Linked DNA regions of Homo sapiens: region 2 is linked to region 1. The links are chromatin contacts, found by Hi-C or POLR2A ChIA-PET in ENCODE. All regions are on one chromosome and are shown on one strand. Each heading gives the region's core, a stretch centred on a gene start or an enhancer-like site at or near the end of the contact. The rest is flanking DNA. Distances are from core to core; before and after follow the strand shown.

Evidence for each region. A loop is a pair of places that touch in the nucleus more often than their neighbours do. ChIA-PET counts read pairs that join two places held with the same protein, here RNA polymerase II (POLR2A). Pooled maps may share reads with other maps.
Region 2: a map of tibial artery shows a loop between it and region 1 (4-fold over the local background). The contact joins the promoter of ARHGEF7-AS1 here to the promoter of ARHGEF7-AS2 in region 1. A Hi-C loop is called at or near these places in 18 of 168 maps with a recorded cell type or tissue (B cell, HepG2, IMR-90 and 12 more), 13 of 37 single-sample maps with no recorded cell type and 34 of 50 pooled maps. POLR2A ChIA-PET finds 5 or more read pairs at or near these places in 5 of 52 experiments (WTC11, activated CD4-positive, alpha-beta T cell and common myeloid progenitor, CD34-positive).

Annotation. Positions count from the first base shown.
Region 1 is chr13:111,114,350-111,117,049 of GRCh38, forward strand. ARHGEF7-AS2 (ARHGEF7 antisense RNA 2) reads right to left here and starts at 1,329. Exons shown (of 2, transcript NR_046667.1): 1 at 1,198-1,329; 2 at 1-569. ARHGEF7 (Rho guanine nucleotide exchange factor 7) reads left to right here and starts at 961. Exons shown (of 22, transcript NM_001354046.2): 1 at 961-1,342. The coding sequence starts at 1,178. RefSeq lists a silencer at 834-923.
Region 2 is chr13:111,147,230-111,149,929 of GRCh38, forward strand. ARHGEF7-AS1 (ARHGEF7 antisense RNA 1) reads right to left here and starts at 1,336. Exons shown (of 3, transcript NR_046516.1): 1 at 1,297-1,336. The region is part of intron 1 of ARHGEF7 (Rho guanine nucleotide exchange factor 7); the gene reads left to right. It overlaps LOC101060553 (a long non-coding RNA gene), which reads right to left. Exons shown (of 2, transcript NR_120398.1): 2 at 968-1,476.

The sequences.
Region 1 (2,700 bases), core at 79-2,578:
AATGGATTAATGTATGTGCCTGGCATAGACTAAGTGCTTTGCTTGTTAAACTGCCCGCGGGTCATAGCGAGCAAACTGGGGGAGCGCCCAGGGACAGTGGATGGAGTGAGTGGAGACTCGTGTCCTTTTAAGAAGAGGCTCCATTTCTTCCTCGCATGTCAATGTGTGCGTGTCATCAGTTGTTCGAGGAAGCTCGCGCATGACGCGACACTTGCCGTCTGGGCTCTCCAGGTTCGGCCTGCTGCTTTCACAGCCCAGATCTTCGGCGTCCCCGAGACGCAGCCAGGCGCCCGGCCCGGCCCGGCCCGGCCCTCTGCACAGCCCCACTTCAGGCCACGCCGTTTCCTTGACCTTCCCCCGGCAGGGTCTGAAGCGTCACCGTCCGTCTAGAGCAGAGTCGCGCAGGCCCCTGCCCTGCCGGTGAGGTCGGCGCCGCGCTCCGGAGAGTCGGTTCCTCCCGATTCAGACCCATATGGCTTCAGATGGAACCATCATTTCTGTTCCGTCATGACCGGCTTGCAAGGTAGCAAAGCGAAACAAACGTCTCGTTTTCAGCCTGTCCCCGCCACCTTGAAATAAAACCGGCAAAAATAAAAAGAGCATTCTGGGAAGTACTTCATCATTTCAACGCTCACGAATTCAAAACATAAACAAAGGCTTCCGAGTGCCCCGGCCAGGGGCGCGGGGCGCACGGCGGGCCCGGGGCAGGTAAGCGCAGGTGCGCGCCCGCCCCCACCCCCGGCTCCCTCCCCATCCGCTCCCCGCTCCCCTTCCCCTTTCCCTTCCCCGCCCGCTCCCAGCCGCCGCCGCCGCCCCGCGCACGGCCTGGAGCGGAGGCTGCGCAGGGCGCGGGGCGGCGCGGGCCGGGCGCGGGCCGGGCGGACGGCCGCGTCTTTCTTCTCCTGGCGGTGATGTCATTGGGCGACGGCGGCCGAGGCCGGGGGGCGGCGGCGGGCGCCCGCAGGTTCCCGAGCCGCTCCTGAGAAGGCGCCTGACAGCGGGCCGGGGCGCACGGAGAAGCGGGCCGGGCCGGACCTGCTGGGCCGCGCCGAGCCAATCGCCGGCGCCGGCCGCTCGATGGGCGAGGCGGCGGCGGCGGCGGCGGGGGCCGCGGGCCGGGCCGCCGCTCCGAGGTGAAGGCGCGCGCCCCTCCCCGCCTGCCTCCCGGGCCGCAGCGATGAATTCCGCCGAGCAAACCGTTACGTGGCTCATCACTCTGGGGGTGCTGGAGTCGCCCAAAAAAACCATCTCGGACCCGGAGGGCTTTCTGCAGGCGTCGCTGAAGGATGGGGTGGTCCTCTGCAGGCTGCTGGAGCGCCTGCTCCCCGGGACCATCGAGAAAGTAAGTCCCGGCCCGCGCCCCCGCCCGCGCCCCCCGGTCCGGCCCGCTGCGGCCCGGGATGCGCGCGGAGCACCTGAGGCCGGCCGCGCTCGGGAAACCCGTGCGCCCTCCTTTGTGCGCGGAGCGGCGGCGCGGCCGGCGCCAGGACCGTGGCGGGAGCTCGGGGGGCGCCATTGTGTGCGGGGCAGGGGGAGGGGGCCGGGGAGCGGGGTCGGGGGGAGGGGCGGCGCGGGCGGCGGGGGTCCCCGGGAAGGAGAGTGCACCGCAGCGAGGAGACGGGGCTTCTGCGCCGCCCGAACGCTAAGTTGCCCCTCCGCGTGGGGGGCCGGCCCCGCTCCCTGGCAGCAGCCGCATCGGAAACCGCGTTCCGACGCGGTGCGGCTCACTCCGCTGGCTTTGTGTGGACAGTTCTTGCCGGTGGCGTTGCGTGAGTTTCGCCTCCCAGGTTAATTGACCGGTTGCTCTGTATTTTTAAAGAGGCACGCATCTGTAGCTGAGGGCTGCGCTGTGAAACGATCTACTACTTTCCCCTCGAGAAAATTCCCCACCTATCCGAGCCGAGAGGACGGCAGACACAGGGTCTAAGTCCTGGCACTCTTCAAGGCTTGTTAAAATTCTAGATTTCGTTCTCAGGTCCCTCCCTCGTTCTGAACAGAACCTTTAGTCCTGCAGGCACTGCTTCTCCCTTCCGGCTGGTGGTTCCCAGGCTGGAGCGTGTGAACCCTGACCCGAATCTCTGGAAGTGATTAAAGTTTGTTTTCATCGCCCACAAGCCGGCCAGCAGGGCCGAGGAGGCAGGAGAGTTTCTAAAAACGATGTCTCCCTGTAGCTCAAAATACTAAAATCTTATTCCCAGGGTGTTTCTTCGGGGGGTGGGGTGGGGGTGGGGGTGGCCAATATATAGCGTTAAGATCAACAGTTATTTAAAAGGTGTTAAATATAGAAATTGAAGTGTACCATAATTAGGAAGAAGGATTTCAGTTTTTAAGTGGGGTGTATTGGCCCCCATACAGGATGACAACAACTTGTAAATAAAATGCCACGTAAGTGACTTGAAAAAGTAAAATGTTTAATTTTTTTCATTCACATGTACATATTCTCTTGCTACATTTTAAATGAGGTCAGAAAACATTTTATTTAATATGAATTTGGCTTGCATTCCACTTTTAGCTATTTTTCTTACTTGGAACATCTTTATGAAAACAGAATCTGCATATTAGAGTGAATGGCTGCCTGCCTGTCCATGAAATAAAAATGTTCCTTAAAAATGAACCTGATGTCACAGTGAAATTATGATTTAAGACAGGAGGACTGAGGAGCAGGAGCTGACTTTCAAGGCATTCAAAATACTTTGCTGT
Region 2 (2,700 bases), core at 86-2,585, 33 kb after region 1:
CGGTCTTAGGGTAGATGTATATTTAACTTTGCAAGAAACGGCCAGTTTTCTAAGCATACCATTTACACTCCCATTAGTCGTGTCTGGGAATTCCAGTTACTTTACATCCTTGCCAACACTTGATATATTGTCAGCCCTTTCCATTTGATCCATTCTGGTGGGGTGCAGTGTTATCTGTGGTTTTAATTTGCATTTCCCTAATGACTAAAGAGATTGAACTGTTTTTCACGTGCTCACTGACCATTCGTTTGTATAGCTTCTTCAGCGAAATATTAAAGGGACTTTCAGCCATCTTGTTTGTATCACAATATTCCAAACATGTTTTTCCACCACAGCTTCACCCATGATCTCAGCTGCCCTTTTTTACTCGCCATCCTTGAGAACACCCTGGACTGCCAAAATGGCACACCTTTGAGATGCAGTTCCATTTGCCTCTTCACCCTTCCAACTCAGAGGTCACCTTTTTTTTTTTTTTTTTTTTTTTTTGAGACGGAGTCTCGCTCTGTCGCCCAGGCTGGAGTGCAGTGGCGGGATCTCGGCTCACTGCAAGCTCCGCCTCCCGGGTTCACGCCATTCTCCTGCCTCAGCCTCCCAAGTAGCTGGGACTACAGGCGCCCGCCACTACACCCGGCTAATTTTTTGTATTTTTAGTAGAGACGGGGTTTCACCGTTTTAGCCGGGATGGTCTCGATCTCCTGACCTCGTGATCCGCCCGCCTCGGCCTCCCAAAGTGCTGGGATTACAGGCGTGAGCCACCGTGCCCAGCCGAGGTCACCTTTTATGCTGGTTAAGCCTCTAGCCCTGCCCTATCTCTGCAGAATTTAGGTTTCCCTCTGCCATGCTTCTGTAGTGCTGAGTCTACATCTCCGTGGCCACACTTGCCATGCTGTGTGCAAGCTTCTGTGCGTCTCACTCTTTGCATTCACCGTGCTTATGCCATCATCTGCCATGGAGTCTAAGCCCAATATTGCTGGATTAATTTATTACCCATTTCATCCTCCCAGCCACTCTGTGCAAAAAGATGTGTTAGCCTTAAATCAGGGACAAAGGCATAGACCCAAGGGGTCAAGTGACTTGTCCAGTGTGACACAACATATTTGTTATACAGCCAGGCACTACTTACTATAAAGTTTTGACTCTTTGACATTACAGTTTTCCAAACAAGTATGTTTTAGGTACAGTGTTCTTTGACCTAGCTTGCTACAGGTACCCATGTACATGTACAGAAATATTTTTCAAGGGATATGCAGGCACAGGATGGTTTTAAGGGAATCCACTTCCAGACCCTCAACTTACATACACAGTCACCTAAAACTGACTAGCCTTAGAAGGTGCCAAGCCATGGAAGACATGAAGCTGGTTGGGCCGTCCCATCTCCTCTCTCATGATGGCCATTCTCCCAATTCATACAGAAAGGCAGACTTTGCACCTGTCATCTTCCTGAGGTGCACTGCTGCAAGATGGAAAACTTCCAGGCTATGTAACAAAGAGACAATGAGAAATATTGATGGTATTAAGAAGTCAATGACTTTAACGACTGAAATGTTGCTACTCAGGGGTTTCCACTTCTTAGCTTTCACAGAAATCAAAGGAGACCTAATCAAGATGTTAATAAATGATTTAAAATATTTTTAACTTACGAGAGACCATATCTGGACTTTGTCCATGTAACTCAGAAGACTTCAAAGAGTTAAGATATATCATGACAAATCTCCTTGCGTTTTCAAGTATTTATTTTTGTGAACAAAGTTTTTCCGGGTTTGCATAAAAATCCTCCAAGACAGGAAAACAAGCGATGCTGGGCCATACCTCACTCTAGCAAAAAGTGATAGTCATTCAGGGGTAAATTAACAAACTAAAAAAAAAGCCCTATACATTTCATTAAAAAAACCATTTCTGTCCGGGTGCGATGGCTCACGCCTGTAATCCCAGCACTTTGGGAGTCTGAGGCGGGCAGATTGCTTGAGCCCAGGAGTTCAAGTCCAGCCTGGGCAACATAGTGAGACCACTATCTCTGAAAAAAAAAAAGAAAAGAAAAGAAAAAGAAATACACTTCCAGATAAAACTTTGCTTTTTATATGTAATAATTTATAAAAATGGTAACATATTGTTTTCATCATTTGTGTACTCATAATAGTTGTGTTAACTCAGTTCAGAAAAAAATCATAGCAATTAGATTCTTATGGCTTAATACTCTTAAATGTAGAGTCAATTATCATTATTTGTGGTAGTTATGTTCTAGAAAGTTACCTTGATCATTGAATTACTGACAAATGCAACACTGCTCTGAGGAGAAATATAGCGTTAGGATCCACGAAGACTCTGGCCAGAACATTTTGCCAACCAATCAATACATAACCTTGTTTTATGTGTATTTTTGTTTGAAGATAGCTTATTTAATATAAATTTCTTACAAGTACTCATATGCAGTATTTCTTTATAATAAACACTGTGTTTCAGTTACAGCATTATGTACTCCTATGACTGTACTAGTTTAATTCTCAGTCATAAGTACACACATGCACACAATACACATACATATACAGTACTCACATAACACGGAATACTGTGAACATGCTTTATACTGTATAGCACAGTAATAACAAATACATAAAGTCCTGAAAAAAGCATTAAGTGAAGATTAAGCATTTAAAGTTTTATACACATTAACTAAAGTCTTACTGTAATGGAGCTGCAGGA